2 separate regions of the Homo sapiens genome follow, and region 2 is linked to region 1. A link is an interaction called in ENCODE POLR2A ChIA-PET data of the cell type or tissue named here. Cell type or tissue: Caco-2. All regions are shown on one strand. Each heading gives the region's core, and the rest is flanking DNA. Links, peaks and the distances in the headings are about the cores only. Region 1 holds the start of LINC00302 (long intergenic non-protein coding RNA 302). Region 2 has its middle 15 kb from the start of CRNN.

Region 1 (10,100 bases), core at 1,014-9,013:
GTAGGTAATATTTTTTGCCAGGGAGGGGGAAGGAGAAGTATCGAGGTAAAGTCCTCACCTGATGAGCTGGTTTCCTGATGCTTGGACTATAAAGTGGGGCCTTGACCTCACTGGGGGCTTGACAGAGACACTGGAGCCTTTCCCTCGTAATTATTTCCAGTCAGAATCTCTAATACTCCCCAGCAGAATATGAATTCACAGGCCTAAATGATAAAAACATAAAGTCACAAGCATTTAAAAAGATTCCACTAACATCAGAGGTATTAGAAATAATTCACCATTGTTTAAAATGAATACATAAGATTCTTTGATGTTCTATGAAGTAAATTCTTAATTCATCAGCACTTTTTGCCCCTGACCAATACTTTTTTAAAAAAAGTATTATAAATATACTGAATATGAAAAGAAGTTGAATCAAAAGACAAGAAAAAAGAAATTGAATCAAAATACAAAACTCCTTATGAGATATCCAAGGAATAATAAATACAACTAAATGTACAGTAAGGGACACACAAGTTAGAAAATATAAAAGAATAACAACAACAAAAACCCCTAAAGGATAAGACAGAAGGTAATGAATATAGAAGACAGACAATGGAGATCTAACTTACATATAATTTGTATACCTGAAGAAGGAAAGAAAGACAATGAATTAGAATAAATACTTCACATTATAATTCAGAGACTTTTATCTATGTATGGAGTAAAATTCTCTTTCTTCCACTCAATGCAACTATAAAACCTGGGAAGACTGACAGGAACTAGCTAGTTGGGAGCTAGAAATAGCAGCAGACAGATAGGGGAAGGACATGAGAATTAAAAAAGTAGAACTGAAAAGGTGCATAGCTTCACTTTTCCTCCTTTGGTTTCTCCTGGCCTGAACTTAATGCAGGTGGAAACCTGGAAATGAGAGCTGTGGGGGCACATACAGAGTTTTTGAAGAAGTCAGCTAGTTCTGGCTTGAGGAGCAAAAGGGTAAGCCCATAGAAGATGTGGAAGTCCCCCATTTCAATCTCCTTGTTCTTTCATACCCCATATCTCAGGCAACTCCATGGTGGATGGCAGTGACAACAGCTGATAAGGGAGCTAGCAGGAGTATAAAATGTGAGAAGAGGAACTACTTCTCCATTTCATGGAGCTGTAATCCCAAAAGGGTGGGGCCAACCCCTATTGCTTTCTTTCTCTCACTGTCTTCCCAATTCTTGGTCCTAGACATGGGCCTAGTCATATAAATGTGTGGAGAGAAGGGTAACTAGAGGCTCAATTTCTGGCAAGAAGACCATGAAGGTGAGCCTCGCTGAACCTGAAAGTACTGAGGAGATTGCAGAGAGAGAGACAGAAGCTCAGGAAAGAGACCCCATAAAATTGTTTATGAATTCCAGAGTTTGCTGTGAGGACACACGTGCAAGGCTCTGATCCTCATTAGCAGACAAAAAAGTGATAACTTATTAATAGAGGTTCTACTTCCCAGATCTCAGGCTGATGCTGGTTGGCACTCACTCTGGACAGTTATGAACAGCACTACAAAAACCTCAAAAACTTAATTGATAATTGGAATAGTTTTACATGGAAGGTTGCCCATTAAAATGAAAACATCAACATTTTCCATCAAATTTAAACAAGATCCAGAGTCTTGTTTAGAATGTTAAAAATATCCAGCATACAAACAATTACTTTACAAAAGAAGAACCACGAAAATGTCACTCGCATAGGAAGAAACAATAAACAGAAACCAATGCTCAGATAACACAAATATTGAAATTATCTGGCAAAGACTTTAAAGCAGCTATTATATGAATGCTCAAATGAGCAATTATAAACACTATTGAAATAATGTTAAAATAAAAAGTCTCAGCAAAGATAATAATATAAAGAAGAACCAAATAGAAATGTTAACACTAAAAAATGCAATAATTAAATTTTCAAAAAGCCACTGGATAAATTTAATAGCAGAAGGAGATGACAAAGAAAGAGTCAGTAGACTTGAAAATGGATCAGGAGAAATAATCTAATCTAAACAACAGAGAGAAAAACAAACAAGAAATTAGCAGAGCATCAGGGATCTGTGAGACAATAACAAAATCTATCATTTATGTCATTGAAATCCCAGAAAGACAGAAGAATGAGTGTAGAACTGAAAAAAATGTGTGAAGAAATAATAGTTGAAACTTTTCAAGTTTAGTAAAAGAAATAAACATACAGTTTCAAGAATCAGAGTGAACCCAAAACTCATGAAATCACCAAGAGTGATCCCAAGCTAAGCTCAAAAAACCCTGATAACATCAGCTGAAAACTAAAGACACAGGAGTAATCTTGAAAACAGCCAGAAAAAATGATGCATCACTAAAACAGGAGCAAAGATTCAAATCATTGCAGATTTCTTATCAGAAATCACAGAGGCCAGAAGAAAGTAGCTTATCATTTTTAAAGTACTGAAGGAAAACAACAAAAATGACAATTGTCAACCAGATATTTACATGCAGCAAATAATTTTCTGTCTTTCAACAATGAAGGTGATATAGAGACATTCTCAGATGGGAGAAAACTAAGGGAATTTAGAACCTGCCCACCTGGACATCCCTAGTACTTCCAGCTCTCTGCATGTATGGGCAAAGTGGCTCCAGAACTCAAGGGCAGCCTAGATACTGATGAAGAGCTGCAGGTACTGGCTGTTGAAGGTGAGAAAACAACAGAAGGTGGGGGTTGGGGTGGGCAGTGTGCACAAGAGCAGTAAAAAGGGACAAGAGATAATCTAGGTAGTACATGCATGTTGACTGCCAAAATTTCCCCTGAAGTATGCTCTTTATATTTTAAGAATCTTAACAGAGGACTTATATTGCTCATTTCCATTCTTCATTTAGACTAACTATGCATACACATCAAAGTTCATTTGTTCACAATTAGTTTTCACTCATATACATTTTTGCTTTATTTATGGTAAAATTTTTCATATTGTGTGCCATCTCATTTTATTTCATTGTTTTCTGGGTATACACATTTATGTTTTCCTCAATTTTAAATATTTAAATTATTTTTTCACTCAGATAACATAATATATATTTGCTTTTATTTTTTCTGAATAAAGATATACGCTTTTCTTCTCCTTTCAAGTCTTCAATAAATCTAGAATTTGCCTGAAGTATTTGGTGATGCCTCCCCTCCCTTGGTTTCCCATGGTAGAGATAGATTGCATTGTTGCCAGTATTCATGCCCTTATGCATTGTGACTTTGCAGTTCCCCTCACTGAGGAGCAAAATATATTTCCTAATCCCTTGACCTCGAGTTTGGCCTTCTGGCTTTCTTTGGTCAATAGAATAACGGAGCAGTGATGGTATCCCATGCCCACAAGGAAAACATGTCCAAGATAGCCTACAGGACCCAAAAGGAGGAATGAAAGACCCGTGGAGCAGAGCTGAACCACCCAGCTGAGCCCAGCCTAGGTCACATTTGACCTCCATCACCCTGAAGACCTGCACTCTCACAAGCTAAATAAATAATTGTTCTATGCATTTTGTTTATTACGTTGTCGTTGTGCACTATAATTGAGGCCATAGTTAACAGATATATTCCTGAACTCTAATCTTAGTCTCATCAACCATAAAAAGCTTTGCAGCGTTCTAGAGACTTCCCACTTAGGTTTTAGCTTATTGTCCTACATATCCCTGAACTTGTCAAATACCTTAGGGGAAAACTAGGTGTGCACTTGAGGGCCCCCATGTCTCTGCTACAGGCTCAGTTGATTTCTTTGTCTCCCAGCTATGTTCTTTCCATGCTTAAAATCTGGATTCTTAGTGTTTTACCTGCCCAGAATTGACAAATACTCTCAGGATTAAAAGTGGTTGCAGAAGTCAGCTCCTCTCCCTGGAGTCTTAGCTCCTCCAGTTCACACTGCTGCAGCACTTCTCTGCTGCCTTCCAAAACACAATTTCTGGTTTAATCTGAGTTTTATAGTTATGTTAGTTAGGAGAACTGGTCTCTCAATAACTATTTCATCTTATCTAATGAGGAAAGTTTGCAAGGGAAGGTATGTTTTGTAATTAGAAAATCTACCAATATAATCAGTGCATTTACAGATTAAAGAAAAAACAAAAAGATCATCTCAATAGATGTAGAAAAAAATTTAACAAACTTTAATACCGTTCTCAATACAGACCTCTGAAAACCTGTAATCAAAGAGAATATTCTTATTCCACTAAACAGTAATTAGCAAAAGTCTGCAGCATGTGTTCAGTCAGCCTTCTTGAACTGGAACTCACAAGTTTAGGTTATTTTTTCTTTTTCTTCATTTTGACTGACACTAGAATTTTATGAAATTTTTTGTTATCAAAAGACATTTTAAAATCTATTAGAGCCAGGCGTGGTGGTATGTGCCTGTAGTCCCAGCTACTCAGGAGGCTGAGGTGGGAGGATTGCTTGAGACCAGGAGTTTGAGACCAGCCTAGGTGACATAACAATATCTCTTAAAAAAGAAAATATATGAGAATAATCGTGCTTCTTCTCCTTGCTTGAGCTACAGATAAGCACTTTAAAAAAAAACATAAAACTGCTTTCATTATATTGCCATTACATTTTTAAAGTCAGATGGACCTTAGACAGAGAAACTGATGCTCACAGAGGTGAAATGACTGATCCCAAGTCACAAATGAAAATGCAGGCAAAGCCAGAGCTAGAGGACTTTTTTTTAAATTCCCAGTCTGCTGTTGGACCCTAAACACTTTGAGCCTTGCACAAAAGCTTGCACTGTCTCCTTGCTACTGATAGAAGGAAGTCAATTAAATAAAAAATTTTCTCCTAATTTTCAACTTCATCTGCTGACTACAACTTGGCTTTTAAATATAGTCTTCCTCCTTCCATTTTTCAGCAATGCAAACCCTCAACTGGAGTCATATAGATCTACTTACTCTGCATTTACTGACTTTAGTTGCACTTTTAAAGTGTGGAATCATGCACGCATCCCTGCTTGAAACATGCTTCTCTATTTTCTCCATCTACCCCAGCAGCTCTCTGTGGACTGATAAACTCTTGTCTGTCAGCTCCAAACCTACCCTTCTGGGCTCTACTTCGTGATGCTGGCCTGGGCTTTGCAACCGTGGTTCTACTTCGCGGGCAGTCCTCTATTAGGTTTTGTCACTAGGGGGCGCAAGAGACGCAGAAGTCAGGAGAGAAAGAAAGGCCTGTAAGTGTCACCCTATAGATTTTTTTTTTTTTTTTTTTTAATCTGGCAGCAGCAGTTGGTTCCTGTTCCCAGTTTTCTCCACACTTCCAGAACTATCCTCTTCTCCTTTCCTCAGAAGCACCGGCCCCACTAGCCAGTGTCCCACCTCAGAAGCTTGGGTTCTCGCTCTGCAGGTCTCTCCTCTAAATTCCTAGGTTTCAAGAAGTCCATCTCCTTTCCCTTGTTCCCTATCCTTAGTGTGGCAATAGCTGTTCCGCGTGATGCTAGAATTCTCCATATTTGCCTTTTCAATCCTCTAACACCTGTTTAATCCAATGCTTATTGTTTCTGTCAAAATAAGGAGTGTTTCTGTTTTCCTGAATGGACACAGACTGATACAAATCTCTAATAGGTTAACATGGAGGAACTGATGGACAAAAAGAATATCCTGAAATAATAATGTACTTATTTCATTTTGCGAACTTGTAACAATTTTACTGGCAGAAAAATGTGACTTATAAAGTGAAAATAGGTCTATATAGTTCAAAAGCAATTGTACCTGACGTTTTAAGAAATCGTAGATATTTATACTATTTCTTGCTAGCAGAAAGTCATTGAAATGTCAAATGTTTAAGTAAAATGTAAGAGTAAAACATAGTTTCTTAAAATTGGGAAGACTTTGTGAAGGGAAAGAGTGTAAGTATCCAGTTCTTACAGAAGAACTTTGATAGACAGGGAGAACACCGACATTCAATGAATGCAATAGGATCCCTTATTTTGAAAAAACATTTAAAAAAAGAATCCTCTTTAAAAAGTTACAGTTAATATATGTTTTTGAAAAGAGAAAGAGAGTGAGAAGCTGGATCACAGACTGAATTAGGAAGAAAGGAAACTTATTTATTTATTTCCAAGAAGGAACAGGACCATAGAGTCTTGAGAAACCAGATTCTTGTCTCAAGGGTCAGGAATCCTATGCCGCTTTATGGAGTCCCAGCCTAGGAAATAATATACTTTGATGAGATTTCGTTCTCTAGCTTCAGAAGAGTAACTCAGTATCTCCCTGGGAAGGATGGATTGAAGAGACAGGGAGGGAAATGTCAGGAATTACCCTGCAGATGCCCCAGTATGGGAGGAACCACTTCCTGCTCCACCCAGAACCATGGCTCACTAAGGCCCAGTCAGGCGAGTGCCTGCCTATAAAATGTGTGTCAGGACCCCGCTTCTCATCTGCCCTGACACCCTGGGGACTGCCTGCTCCACACCTGGGTCTGACCAGGGTGAGTGGATCTTTTGGAACCTAGACAGAGCACAACTGAAAGGGTAAGTAGCTGTTGAAAATCACAGGGGGAAAGGAAAGACAGGAAAAAAGAGGGTAATAGGAGGAGAGATGTTGGCCTAGGAAGATCCAGCCTGGGAATTAAGAGTCCCTGGGAATTAGAGGGATTAGCCAATCCAAATTCTTGCCAATATCTGGCTTCTGGCAACTGAGTCAGCTGGCTGGGGAGGGATTATTCCACGCTATTCACATCTCATAGATCCATTTCTAGATGCTTAGAGAAGATGGCAGAGGCACACAGAGAAAATGGCAATACCCAATATTACCATGAAATGCCAACTGGTATCCTTTCCTCTACCTCAGATATAATTCCCTCCCTCCTTCCCTTCCCCAATCTCTTCCTCCCTCCCTTCTTGGCTACCTTTCTTTTCTCCTTTATTTATTCATTCATATATTATTCCTATATCACCAGCTATTTATTGAGCTCCTACTAATTACCTGGTGTTATTCTAGACATTGGAATATAGAAGTATGCAAAAGAGGGGAGGATAATCCCTGCTCTTGTGGTGCTTCCATTTCAGGGGGAAATCTACATTTATTGGACATCATCTATGTGACAAGAACTGTGCCATATCTTAGAGACAGAGAAATGAACAAGATGGAGGCTTTGGCTTGACTGTGTGTGTGTGGGGGAGGGTGGGGGGTTATGATTTGTTCAATATGTCAGCAGCCCCAGGGTAGATTCCAAAGGAGGAAACAATGATCTAAGATTTAACAAGTCTATAAAACACCTCTATTGGCTTTTAGGTTGACTGAACTCCCACAAAGATGTCCTGCCAGCAAACCCAGCAGCTGTGCCAGCCTCCTCTTAAAGGGCCCACTACCAAGTGCCCCCCAAAATGTCCCCCTAAGAGCCCTCCTAAGGTGCCCTGTTCAAGTCTCTTCCTGCTGTGGGCCTAGCTCTGGGACTGCTGTGGGCCTAGCTTTGGGGCTGCTGTGGCTTCAGCTGATGTTGGCATCAGAGCTCCAGCTATTGCTTTGGGGCTGCTGCTACCAGGACTTTGAGCATCACCTGAGTAACCGAAACACCAACAACCTGCACCAGTCTCATGCATCTCGTTCATCAGTGCCTTTCATACCTTCAAGAGCTCTTGCCTCAGAGCATTGCTATGCCTGAGGTGTGTCTCAGAAGCAGCCATTGGCACAGTGGCTTGGGGCTGGGCTCAAAAATTTGCTCTCTTGAAGTTTGGATGTGATTGCTCTGAACAAGCTGCTTTGCCACAATAAATATTTTCAAGTTTCCTTGCTTCTATTTTTAAATATTTTATGTTTCCATCTACTTACCAATTCCCATTTCTTCTTCCTGAATACACTGCTAAGGTTCCTAACTTTGGATGAATAGAAGAAAAATCAACCCTCCAACATAAATTAACTTTTAAAAATACATAAATGCTTTGTTTTAATAAATAAAATAAGATGAAATAAATAACCTAAAATATGAACACACTGTTGAAATAAATAAATTAAGGATATAATGGTGTATCGGGGAAAATATTACTATAATATGTTCAAAATATTCCTTTAAATAATTGTCTTTTAGGTGACTATGAAAGAAAATGTCCTTGCATATAAAAGACATTGTTTCCTAAATGCTCTTACGATAAAATATGAGATAAATGTATAATTTTGTGCTCAGTCTCTGTGGCGGAGCTAGCTGTTACATAAAAGAGGATTTCTGCAGAGGAATGCCATGGTTTCCCTGAGTCCAAATGAAGGAAGCATATTATCCCCTGCTCTGATTCTTTGTTCCTTCTCATGCACAGGTAAAGCTAATTGAATTAAGCCCTCTTGACAACCACACATCAAAATAGAAGCCCATTTCCAAATGTGCAGTGAGCCGGAGAGGATGCCTATGTGGTTCTTCCTTGTCCTTTTCACTCTTACAGCCTCGGGGTGGGGATGTCTCAAAGACATCCAGCTTACAGTTTCTCCAGCCTACAGACCCTTCTGATTGATGTGGTGGAGAGCTATTAAGCAATCTTAGTACTCACCTCTGTTGGACCTCCAGAATAGTCAGTTAGGAAAGGCCTTGAGAAATAAGGTTAGGTCTCAATGGGAATTCCTAGCAACATTTGAAAACCTGCAGTGGGATAGTTCCACCCACCTGAATGCCTATACAGATGTTCCTCAACTTATGATGGGTTTATGTCCAGATAAACCTATGGCGAGTTGAAAATATCCTAAGCCAAAAACACACTTAATATAACTAACCTACCAAACATCATAGCTTAGCCTAGCCTTCCTTAAACAGGCTTAGAACACTTACATTAGCCAATAGTTGAGCAAGATCATCTGGCAACAGCGTACACCATAGAGTATTGACTGTTTACTCTTGCAACCCCATAGTTGACTGGGAGCTGCAGCAGCATGCCAGGCATCAACACAGACTTTCATTTATAGGATGTATTGCTAGCTTTGGAAAATATCAAAATTCAAAATCCCAAGTATAATTTCTACCGAAATAATAAAGTTGAAAAATCCTAAGTTGAACTTACGATGGTAAGTTGAGAACTATTTATAATTAGTAATTATATATTTTCTTTTATTTGTCAAGCTTCTGTCTCTACATTGAAACACAGTCACAGTGGGGAGAGATTATATTTCCTTCACGTCATGTTGTATCTCCAGAGTTGACCACATAGTCAACAATACTTGCTGAGTGTATGTGAGAGTGAATTAATGAACTCTGATTTTTGAGCTTACTAATGGAGGACAGTCCAGGAAATCCTCAAATTGTTTTCTCTTTAGAGATGTTCTGTTTTTTTTTTTAATTCACCTGATCATATCCTTCTCTCATTTACTCTTGTAAGACCTGCTTAATGATTACCTAATTTGCTCAGCCAGAATCTTTGAAAAATAGTTCCTTGCTCTCGGAAATCCCAAGGCATAGATATGCAGTGATTACAATTATAATATTTAATTAATGTGACCTATTCATCTAACACTGAAATTCTTCTAATTCCAGTGATTAAGAAGATAGAAATACTGGATATAAATGGACATAGGCAGTGAGGGTGTTGGTGTGTGTGTGTAGTGATCATATGTAATTAACATAGTTTTATCCCATGATAGTCTATAAATAGTGCTCTCTGGGTCATGAAAAATGATGGGTTCTGTCTTGGTTTTGATTGAGAAGTAAGTGCATAGATATTGCATAAAACCAGGAGGACTGGAGAGAGGGAGCACAGCATTCAGCTGGGGAGGCCCTTGGTCTTTGCACTTCGCACTTTGGTTCCACAGAGGTATAGTCAGTACAGCACAAACAAGGCTGCTGACACTGCACAGTAGCTGGAGCTGCTTCCCATGCAGGGGTCAGTCACACAGGAAGAACTGGAGGTGAACATGGGCTGTGCACTGGAGTGGCACTGCGGAGGGCCCTTCAAAGGCATTGGCATTGCTGGCGGTGTTTTGTCAAGGTATCTGAGTTTGAAAGTGAATTGAATAATAAGTCAGATAAATTAGAGCCAGGACAGGAATAATTTTGCCCTTTTAAACCTATTCACGGTGTGCTGGCAGACAGTTTATAAAATACATTAGTATCTAATTAGTACCTGTAAAGAAACATATTACCCCAAGTTAAAAGTGTTAGAAGTGACATTCCTGAAAACA
Region 2 (10,100 bases), core at 1,217-9,216, 250 kb before region 1:
AGCCCATGAGAATCTTCTATATTGGGTGATGGTCTGTCTGATTAGGACCATTTGTATCTTTTTCTCTTTCTTTAAACATTCTTTGCTTTATAAATGGCCTTAAAAATGCTTCACTTAAAACTTATTTTCTGTATCCAGTCTATAGCTGATGGGCATTTGGGTTGATTCCATGTCCTTGCTATTGTGAATAGAGCTGCAATGAACAAACAAGTGCATGTATCCTCATAATAGAATGATTTATATTCCTTTGAGTATATACCCAGTAATGGGATTGCTAGGTCAAATGGAAGTTCTTCTTCTAGATCTTTGAGGAATCACCACACTGCCTTCTGCAATGTTTGGACTAATTTACACTCCCACCAACAGCGTAAAAGCGTTCCTTTTTCTCCACAACCTCGCCAATATCTGTTGTTTCTTGATTTTTTCATAATTGTCATTCTGACTGGAGTGAGATGATTGGTATCTCATTGTGGTTTTGATTTGCATTTCTTTAATGATCAGTGATGTTGATCCTGTTTTCATGTTTGTTTGTTGGCTGCATGAATGTCTTATTTTGAGAAGTGTCTGTTCATGTCCTTTGTCCACTTTTTAGTGGGGTTGTTTGTTTTCTTCTAGTAAGTATGTTTAAGTTCCCTGTAGACTCTGGATATTAGACCTTTGTCAGATGGATAGATTGCAAAATTTTTCACCCCCTCTGTAGGTTTTCTATTCACTCCGATGATAGTTTCTTTGATAGACTGGATAAAGAAAATGTTAGTACATAACACCCTGGAATATTATGCAGTCATAAGATGGAAGGAAGGAGATCATGTCCTTTGCAGGGACATGGATGGAGCAGGAAGCCATTATCCTCAGCAAACTGATGCAGGAACAGAAAATCAAATGCCACATGTTCTCACTTATAAGTGGGAGCTAAATGATGAGAACACATGGACACATAGAGGGGAACAACACACACTGGGGTCTGGCAGAGCAGGGAGGGATAGCATCAGGAAGAATTACTAATGGATGCTGGGGTTTAATACCTAGGTGATGGGTTGATCTGTGCAGCAAATCACCATGGCACATGCTTACCTGTGTAACAAATCTGCACATCCTGCACATGTACCCCAGGAAATGAAAGTTGATGAAAAAAAAAAAGACTTGTTGAGGGCTTACCCTGCCATGTGTCAGGCACTTTTAAATAAATATATGGATTTAGCTATTCTCACAACTACCTGTGAGGAAATACCATTATTTTCTCCACTTTAGAGATGAGATAATTAACGCATGTGCCTTGATCAAGGACACATCTCTTCTAAGGTACACAGCCGAGGTTTGAACTTAGGTAAACTTGCTCCCAAGCACACAGTCCTAACCACCAAACTTTACTAACATGGGCTGCCCTAAATCACTGAAAATAGTCCATAGAAGCTATTCCACAATCATACATATTTGTATAGTATATAGGTGTATATGCATATATAGTTTGCAAAAGGTCTATATTGTGTATGTTTTGCATATAGATATACAATTTATAGATATAATTTACATATAAATTTGCACATATAGACATACACTTTCATATAGATGTCTGTATGGTAATTTGCCTATAGAAGAGGGTCTAGAGGAATTAAATAACAGTGGTTATTTCTGGTATTGGTTTTTTAAAATATTAATCTCTTTGCTTGTGTCTTTTTTGATTTCTCTGTGATAAATATATGATGGTTCATAGCTAATTTTTCTTACTTTAAAAAAGGATTTGTATTTCTTTATTTAGGAAATTTAAAAATATGCATTGACTGAGTTCCTGCTTGCTCAGTACAAAATTATACAAAGCCTGAGAAAACCTTGGGTTGGACATAGACCAATGGAATAGAACAGTGAACTCAGAGATAAGTTTACATATTTACAGCCAGTTGATTTTTCAGCAAAGTTACCAAGAACATACACTAGGGAAAGGACACCCTCTTCCATAAATAGTGCTGGGAAACCTGGATAACCATTTACAGAAGACTGAAACTAGACCCCTATCTTTTACCGTATATGAAAATCAACTCAAACTGGATTAAAGACTTAAACATAAAACTCAAAGCTATAAAACTACTGAAAGAAAACAGGGAAAATATTTCAGGACATTGGTCTGAACAAAGATTTTATGGCTAAGACTTCAAAAGGACAAGCAACTAAATCAAAAATAGGCAAATGGCACTATGTTAAACTAAAAAGCTTCCGCGCAGCAAAGGAAACAAAAGAGTAAAAAGACAACGTGTAGAAGGGGAGAAAATATTTGCAAACTATTCACTGATAGGGGACTAATATCCAAAGCATACAAGGAACTCAACTCAACAACAAATAATCCTATTAAAAATGGGCAAAGGATCTGAATAGACATTCCTCAAAAGGAGACAGACAAATGGCTAACAGCTATATGAAAAAATGCCCAACATCACTAGTCATTAGGGAAATGAAAATCAAAACCACAATGAGATATCATTTTACCCCAGTTAAAAGGACTGTTAGACAAAAAATAACAAGTGCTGGTGAGGATGTGGAAAAAAGGGAACTCTTATACACTGTTGGTGGGAATGTAAATTAGTACAACCATTATGTAAAACAGTACGAAGTTTTCTCAAAAAACTAAAAATAGAACTACCATATAATTCAGCAGTCCCACTACCCGGGATGTATCTAAAGAAAAGGAAATCAGTATATCAAAGGGATACCTGCAACTGCATGTTTTTTGCCACACTATTCACAGTAGCCAAGACATGGAATCAACCTAAATGTCCATCAACAAATGAATGGATAATGACCATGTGTGTATATACAAAATGAAATACTATTCAGTCTAAAAAAGAATGAAATCCTGTCATTCACAGCAACATGGATGAGCCTGGAGGACATTACATTAAGTGAAATGTCAGGAACAGAAAGATAAAGACCACGTGTTCTTTTTCGCATGTGGGGGTAAAAATAAATTGATCCCATGGAAGTAGAGAGTAGAATTGGGGGCATTAGAGGTTGGAAAGAGTAGAGGGGAGGGGAGGATTGGGAGAGGTTGCCTAACAGATACAAAATTACAGCTAGATAGGAGGAGTGAATTCTAATGTTCCACAGTAGCAGGCTCCGGCATTTTGGCACCAGGGACTGGTTTGTGGAAGACAATTTTTCCAAGGTCCCCAAGGGCTGAGGGGATGGTTTAGGGATGAAACTGTTCCACCTCAGATCATCAGGTCTTAGCTTCTCATAAGGATCATGCAAACTAGATCCCTTGCATGTGCAGTTCACAATAGTGTTCGACAGGAGGCAGAGCTCTGGCGGTAATGCTCACTCTGCTGCCGCTCACCTCCTGCTGTGTGGCCTGTTTCCTAACAAACCATGGACTTGGGTACCCTTGTTCTATAGCATTGTATGGTGAATATAGTCAACGATAATTTATTGTCTATGTTCTAAAAGCTAGAAGGGAGGATTCTGAATGTTCCTAACACAAATAAGTGACAATTGTTTGAGGTGATGGATATGCTAATTACCCTAATTTGATCATTATGCATTGTGTATATGTATCAGAATATTACTCTATACCCCATAAATATGTACAATTATTATGTATCAACTAAAAATAAGAGGAAAAAAAATCCAAAACAAACACAAAAATCCTGGGTCTGGTACACCACCTGGCTCTCTGGTTACCTAACTGATTTACTTTTCTTTTCTAAACAGAACACCAGAGAATTCCAAAAGTACATGTTACTATGTTGCCACCCAGGACACCTCTCCAAAAAGTATTCCTCTTTTTGTCACTTTCTAGTATCAGCTCTTTTCCAGAGAATCCCTAGATAAACCAGAACCAGTGTCTTCTCTGCATTTCACCCAGAGCCATGGGCTCATAACCACCCGATAGTACCATGGAATGGGGAGCCTCTCCCCTGGAGGGTGTTTAGTGCTGTGAAAAGAAGGTCCAGAGGCCCCTTTCAGCCATGATGGATAGGAGGTGATGCTGCCTTGAAAGTTTAGCCTTGTCTGTTCCAACAGGCCCACACCCTCACCCTCATCCCCTCTAAAAGAACTGGGCCTTGTGGATCTGTAAGCCTCTCACCACTCATGCAGACCCTAGGGGCAAAGCCATTCGGCTGCTTTAGTTTCTTAGCTTTTTTTCCCTCCATTGAATGGAAGTAGGTAAGAATAGGATGTGCTCATTCCAGCCCGAACTCTGCTTACTTTCTAAAGATGTGGCCAAGGGAATCATCATTTATTAATTATTTGTAGCTCGTGGATAAATGGGGAACACTGAGGACGTGTCACACAGAGCTGAGTGGTGGCCTACATCAGTCCTGGGAGTTGAATCCACAGCCTTCTGTGAGTGACCAGGACAACAGCAGGCTATAGCCTTGGTCTCAGGGCTCCTAGGAGAAGTGCACAGACCATCACTTTCTGCCTTGAGGAGGGAGAGCCACAGGATGTTGACCTCCCTGCCTCTCTGTAGGGACTGCTCCAGAAATGTGCTTTCCCAGGTGGGATAATCAGGACATCCTCACACAGTGTGCCAAGGCCCTGGAAATGATGTAGATGTATAGTTGCTGGAAGACAGTTGCCAGTAGGAGTGGCTCCATGAAGGGCACTCCTTAAACACACACACACACACGCATGCACACACACACACACTCAGCCCCAAGGCTCAGAGCAGCCTGGGGCTGCTCTCACTACTGGTAGCTTCACTAGTGAGGGTTCAGGGCCACTTACTCTGGGTGCTGCTGTGCCCAAGACCACACCACTGAGCCCATTCCCACGTCTGATGCCACCTTCCTTCCTATTCCAGCAAAATCACATTTACTACCAGAGCTCCTTTACAGGTATTAGTCGTAACTGCCACCAGGGGACAGCAGCACAGTATACTTGCTGTCTATGCAGACTGGGAAGCTACCTGGTGAAAGAGGTTTTCTGGGCCTTTGTAGTGAGTCTTCAGCCCTGAGTGTCCCTGAGGACAGGGCCATTTTACACACTATGACCAATCCAATGTGACTGGGACTTATGAGCTCTGCAAGAGCCAACAAAAATATTTGAATCAAAAATAAATAGATAGGGGCTATGCCATGCCCTGTGCGTGAGCAGCTGCAGCGGCAGAGGCAGCATCCAGAGGTGGCGCCAGCAGTTCCAGCCCGTTGCTTTACTTTTTGCTACACCGACATAGCCACTATGCAGAAGAGAAAGTCTCCAGAGAATACAGAGGGCAAAGATGGCTCCAAAGTAACTAAACAGGAGCCCACAAGATGGTCTCCCAGATTGTCAGCAAAACCTCCTCCACCAAAACCTGGACCCAAACCAAGAAAAACATCTGCTAAGAAAGAACCTGGAGCAAAGGTTAGCAGAGGTGCTAAAGAGAAGAAAGGAAAAGTAGGAAGCTGGAAAGGAAGGTACTGCACCAGCTGAAAATGATGAAACTAAAGCTGAAGAGGCACAGAAAACTGAATCTGGAGATAACCAGGGAGAATAAATTGTCATGAAAAACAGGTTAATTTTATGTATCTCTTAGGTGAACTTTTAAAAGCTGTTTTTACTAAGTATTTTCTAAATGCTAATTTTTTAGGACTCTACTAGTTGGCATACAAAAATATGTAAGGATGGACATTTTACCCTCTCATAATCATGCTTTTTGGACATTTCCATCATCCTCAAGTAAAATAAATATCAGTTTAATATTGGAAACTGTGTGTAAGATTGATTCAGCATTCCATGCACTTGCTTTAAAATTTAGTCCTGTGTATACTGTGGTGTTTTTACTGTGCATATTTGAGTTTTTCATGCAGTTTTTCTTTTTCTTTTATTTTATTATTATTATACTTTAAGTTTTAGGGTACATGTGCACAATGTGCAGGTTAGTTACATATGTATACATGTGCCATGCTGGTGTGCTGCACCCATTAACTCGTCATTTAGCATTAGGTATATCTCCTAAAGCTATCCCTCCCCACTCCCCCCACCCCACAACAGTCCCCAGAGTGTGATGTTCCCCTTCCTGTGTCCATGTGTTCTCATTGTTCAGTTCCCACCTATGAGTGAGAATATGCGGTGTTTGGTTTTTTGTTCTTGAGATAGTTTACTGAGAATGATGATTTCCAATTTCACCCATGTCCCTACAAAGGACATGAACTCATCATTTTTTATGGCTGCATAGTATTCCATGGTGTATATGTGCCACATTTTCTTAATCTAGTCTATCATTGTTGGACATTTGGGTTGGTTCCAAGTCTTTGCTATTGTGAATAGTGCCGCAATAAATATACGTGTGCATGTATCTTTACAGCAGCATGATTTATAGTCCTTTGGGTATATACCCAGTAATGGGATGGCTGGGTCAAACGGTATTTCTAGTTCTAGATCCCTGAGGAATCGCCACACTGACTTCCACAATGGTTGAACTAGTTTACAGTCCCACCAGCAGTGTAAAAGTGTTCCTATTTCTCCACATCCTCTCCAGCACCTGTTGTTTCCTGACTTTTTAATGATTGCCATTCTAACTGGTGTGAGATGGTATCTCATTGTGGTTTTGATCTGCATTTCTCTGATGGCCTGTGATGGTGAGCATTTTTTCATGTGTTTTTTGGCTCATAAATGTCTTCTTTTGAGAAGTGTCTGTTCATGTCCTTCGCCCACTTTTTGATGGGGTCATTTTTTTTTCTTGTAAATTTGTTTGAGTTCATTGTAGATTCTGGATATTAGCCCTTTGTCAGATGAGTAGGTTGTGAAAATTTTCTCCCATTTTGTAGGTTGCCTGTTCACTCTGATGGTAGTTTCTTTTGCTGTGCAGAAGCTCTTTAGTTTAATTAGATCCCATTTGTCAATGTTGGCTTTTGTTGCCATTGCTTTTGGTGTTTTAGACATGAAGTCCTTGCCCATGCCTATGTCCTGAATGGTAATGCCTAGGTTTTCTTCTAGGGTTTTTATGGTTGTAGGTCTAACGTTTAAGTTTTTAATCCATCTTGAATTAATTTTTGTATAAGGTATAAGGAAGGGATCCAGTTTCAGCTTTCTACTTATGGCTAGCCAGTTTTCCCAGCACCATTTATTAAATAGGGAATCCTTTCCCCATTGCTTGTTTTTCTCAGCTTTGTCAAAGATCATATAGTTGTAGATATGTGGTGTTATTTCTGAGGGCTCTGTTCTGTTCCATTGATCTATATCTCTGTTTTGTTACCAGTACCATGCTGTTTTGGTTACTGTAGCCTTGTAGTAGAGTTTGAAGTCAGGTAGCATGATGCCTCCAGCTTTGTTCTTTTGGCTTAGGATTGACTTGGCGATGCGGGCTCTTTTTTGGTTCCATATGAACTTTAAAGTAGTTTTTTCCAATTCTGTGAAGAAAGTCATTGGTAGCTTGATGGGGATGGCATTGAATGTATAAATTACCTTGGGCAGTATGGCCATTTTCACGATATTCATTCTTCCTACCCATGAGCATGGAATATTCTTCCATTTGTTTGTATCCTCTTTTATTTCATTGAGCAGTTGTTTGTAGTTCTCCTTGAAGAGGCCCTTCACGTCCCTTGTGAATTGGATTCCTAGGTATTTTATTCTCTTTGAAGCAATTGTGAATGAGAGTTCACTCATGATTTGGCTCTCTGTTTGTCTGTTATTGGTATATAAGAACGCTTGTGATTTTTGTACATTGATTTTGTATCCTGAGACTTTGCTGAAGTTGCTTATCAGCTTAAGGAGATTTTGGGCTGAGACAATGGGGTTTTCTAGATATACAGTCATGTCATCTGCAAACAGGGTCAATTTGACTTCCTCTTTTCCTAATTGAATACCCTTTATTTCCTTCTCTTGCCTAATTGCCCTGGCCAGAACTTCCAACACTATGTTGAATAGGAGTGATGAGAGAGGGCATCCCTGTCTTGTGCCAGTTTTCAAAGGGAATGCTTCCAGTTTTTGCCCATTTGGTATGATATTGGCTGTGGGTTTGTCATAGATAGCTCTTATTATTTTGAGATATCCATCAATACCTAATTTATTGAGAGTTTCTAGCATGAAGGGTTGTTGAATTTTGTTCAAAGGCCTTTTCTGCATCTATTGAGATAATCATGTGGTTTTTGTCTGTTTATATGATGCTGGATTACATTTATTGATTTGCGTATATTGAACCAGCCTTGCATCCCAGGGATGAAGCCCACTTGATCATGGTGGATAAGCTTTTTGATGCTCTGCTGGATTCGGTTTGCCAGTATTTTATTGAGGATTTTTGCATCAATGTTCATCAAGGATATTGGTCTAAAATTCTCTTTTTTGGTTGTGTCTCTGCCTGGCTTTGGTATCAGGATGATGCTGGCCTCATAAAATGAGTTAGGGAGGATTCTCTCTTTTTCTATTGATTAGAATAGTTTCAGAAGGAATGGTACCAGTTCCTTCTTGTACCTCTGGTAGAATTCGGCTGTGAATCCATCTGGTCCTGGACTCTTTTTGGTAAGCTATTGATTATTGCCACAATTTCAGAGCCTGTTATTGGTCTATTTAGAGATTCAACTTCTTCCTGGTTTAGTCTTGGGAGGGTGTATGTGTCGAGGAATTTATCCATTTCTTCTAGATTGTCTAATTTATTTGCATAGAGGTGTTTGTAGTATTCTCTGATGGTAGTTTGTATTTCTGTGGGATTGGTGGTGATATCCCCTTTATCATTTCTTATTGCATCTATTTGATTCTTCTCTCTTTTCTTCTTTATTAGTCTTGCTGGTGGTCTATCGATTTTGCTGATCCTTTCAAAAAACCGGCTCCTGAATTCATTAATTTTTTGAAGGGTTTTTTGTGTCTCTATTTCCTTCAGTTCTGCTCTGATTTTAGTTATTTCTTGCCTTCTGCTAGCTTTTGAATGTGTTTGCTCTTGCTTTTCTAGTTCTTTTAATTGTGATGTTAGTGTGTCAATTTTGGATCTTTCCTGCTTTCTCTTGTGGGCATTTAGTGCTATAAATTTCCCTCTACACACTGCTTTGAATGTGTCCCAGAGATTCTGGTATGTTGTGTCTTTGTTCTTATTGGTTTCAAAGAACATCTTTATTTCTGCCTTCATTTTGTTATGTACCCAGTAGTCATTCAGGAGCAGGTTGTTCAGTTTCCATGTAGTTGAGCGGTTTTGAGTGAGATTCTTAATCCTGAGTTCTAGTTTGATTGCACTGTGGTCTGAGAGACAGTTTGTTATAATTCATGCAGTTTTTCTAGATCAATAATCAGTGGTGCTTTTGTACCTAGGTTTTATGTGATTTTAATAAAACATGGATAGTTATGGCCACCTGCTGACAATTTGAGGTTTAAAATATTTAAAATGTAGATATCTTTCCATAGGTATACCTGTGTGTCAGCTCCAAAATAAATGTGCAATGGAAATCTATAAACATTTAAATTTAAATGTCTAGATATAAAGCTCTGTGAATCTCATTTATTGTTAAATTTAGTAGTAATAAAAAATTCTTACTTGTTAAGCAATTTTAATGTATATATTTTTTCAAAAACGTGCTCTGTAGTTGCAAAGAAGTCATAGCTAAAATGAGGCAAATGTACAACTTATGTCCTAATTCCAAAAACAAAACTATAAAATTTTTTTCAAAAAATTGTCAGCAAAAATTGTATTTAAGTGGTCTGTGTGTACATTTTAATGTGTTTGATATGATTTGGAAGGATGATTACTCTATCCTTTGAACAAAATAGAGTCTGTCTCAGAAAGTGTAAATACTTCATTCCCATCAAGTCTCTGTATTTTCCACAAATTTTCCCTCTTGTCTAAAATAACGTGCACATTTTTTGAAAGAAGCCTCTATGTGCAAACTTTAAAAGTCAAGGATGGCCAGTAAGTCCCTACAGGAGATGGAGGGGGTGGGCCTGAGATGGAGCAGCCTAGTTGCCTTGAATGTTACATGAATGCTTAAACAGGGGTTTAGGGCCCCTCTCTTAGGCCTCTGGGCTCTGAACTACTTTGAGAGAACATCCTTCTTGAGTCATAGACACATCTGTCAAACCTTAACTGTTGAAAGGAATGGTCACTCATAATCTTCCTATTCTTGCAAGGTCCTAGGAACATGGATGCTGAGATGGTGTCTTCTCCATATTTTCATGGCCAGACTTCCTGTTAAGGCTGG

Evidence for each region. Peaks named below come from ENCODE experiments on the same cell type or tissue, not always from the same donor. Only the 100,000 strongest peaks of a DNase experiment are listed, where the experiment ranks them.
Region 2: POLR2A ChIA-PET joins it to region 1 with 9 read pairs; 1 of 35 experiments calls an interaction of 5 or more read pairs at or near these places.

Annotation. Positions count from the first base shown.
Region 1 is chr1:152,649,073-152,659,172 of GRCh38, forward strand. It overlaps LINC00302 (long intergenic non-protein coding RNA 302), which reads left to right and starts at 6,405. Exons shown (of 2, transcript NR_145430.1): 1 at 6,405-6,475; 2 at 7,239-7,732. It also overlaps the pseudogene LCEP3. In Caco-2, for the core only: a CTCF peak has its summit at 5,136 (motif pointing right); a DNase peak (open chromatin) is centred at 5,119.
Region 2 is chr1:152,394,401-152,404,500 of GRCh38, forward strand. It overlaps the pseudogene HMGN3P1. Among named protein-coding and RNA genes, the nearest start is that of CRNN, 15 kb to the right of the region's middle. In Caco-2, for the core only: CTCF peaks have their summits at 3,316, 3,528 and 4,872 (motif pointing right); a DNase peak (open chromatin) is centred at 4,881.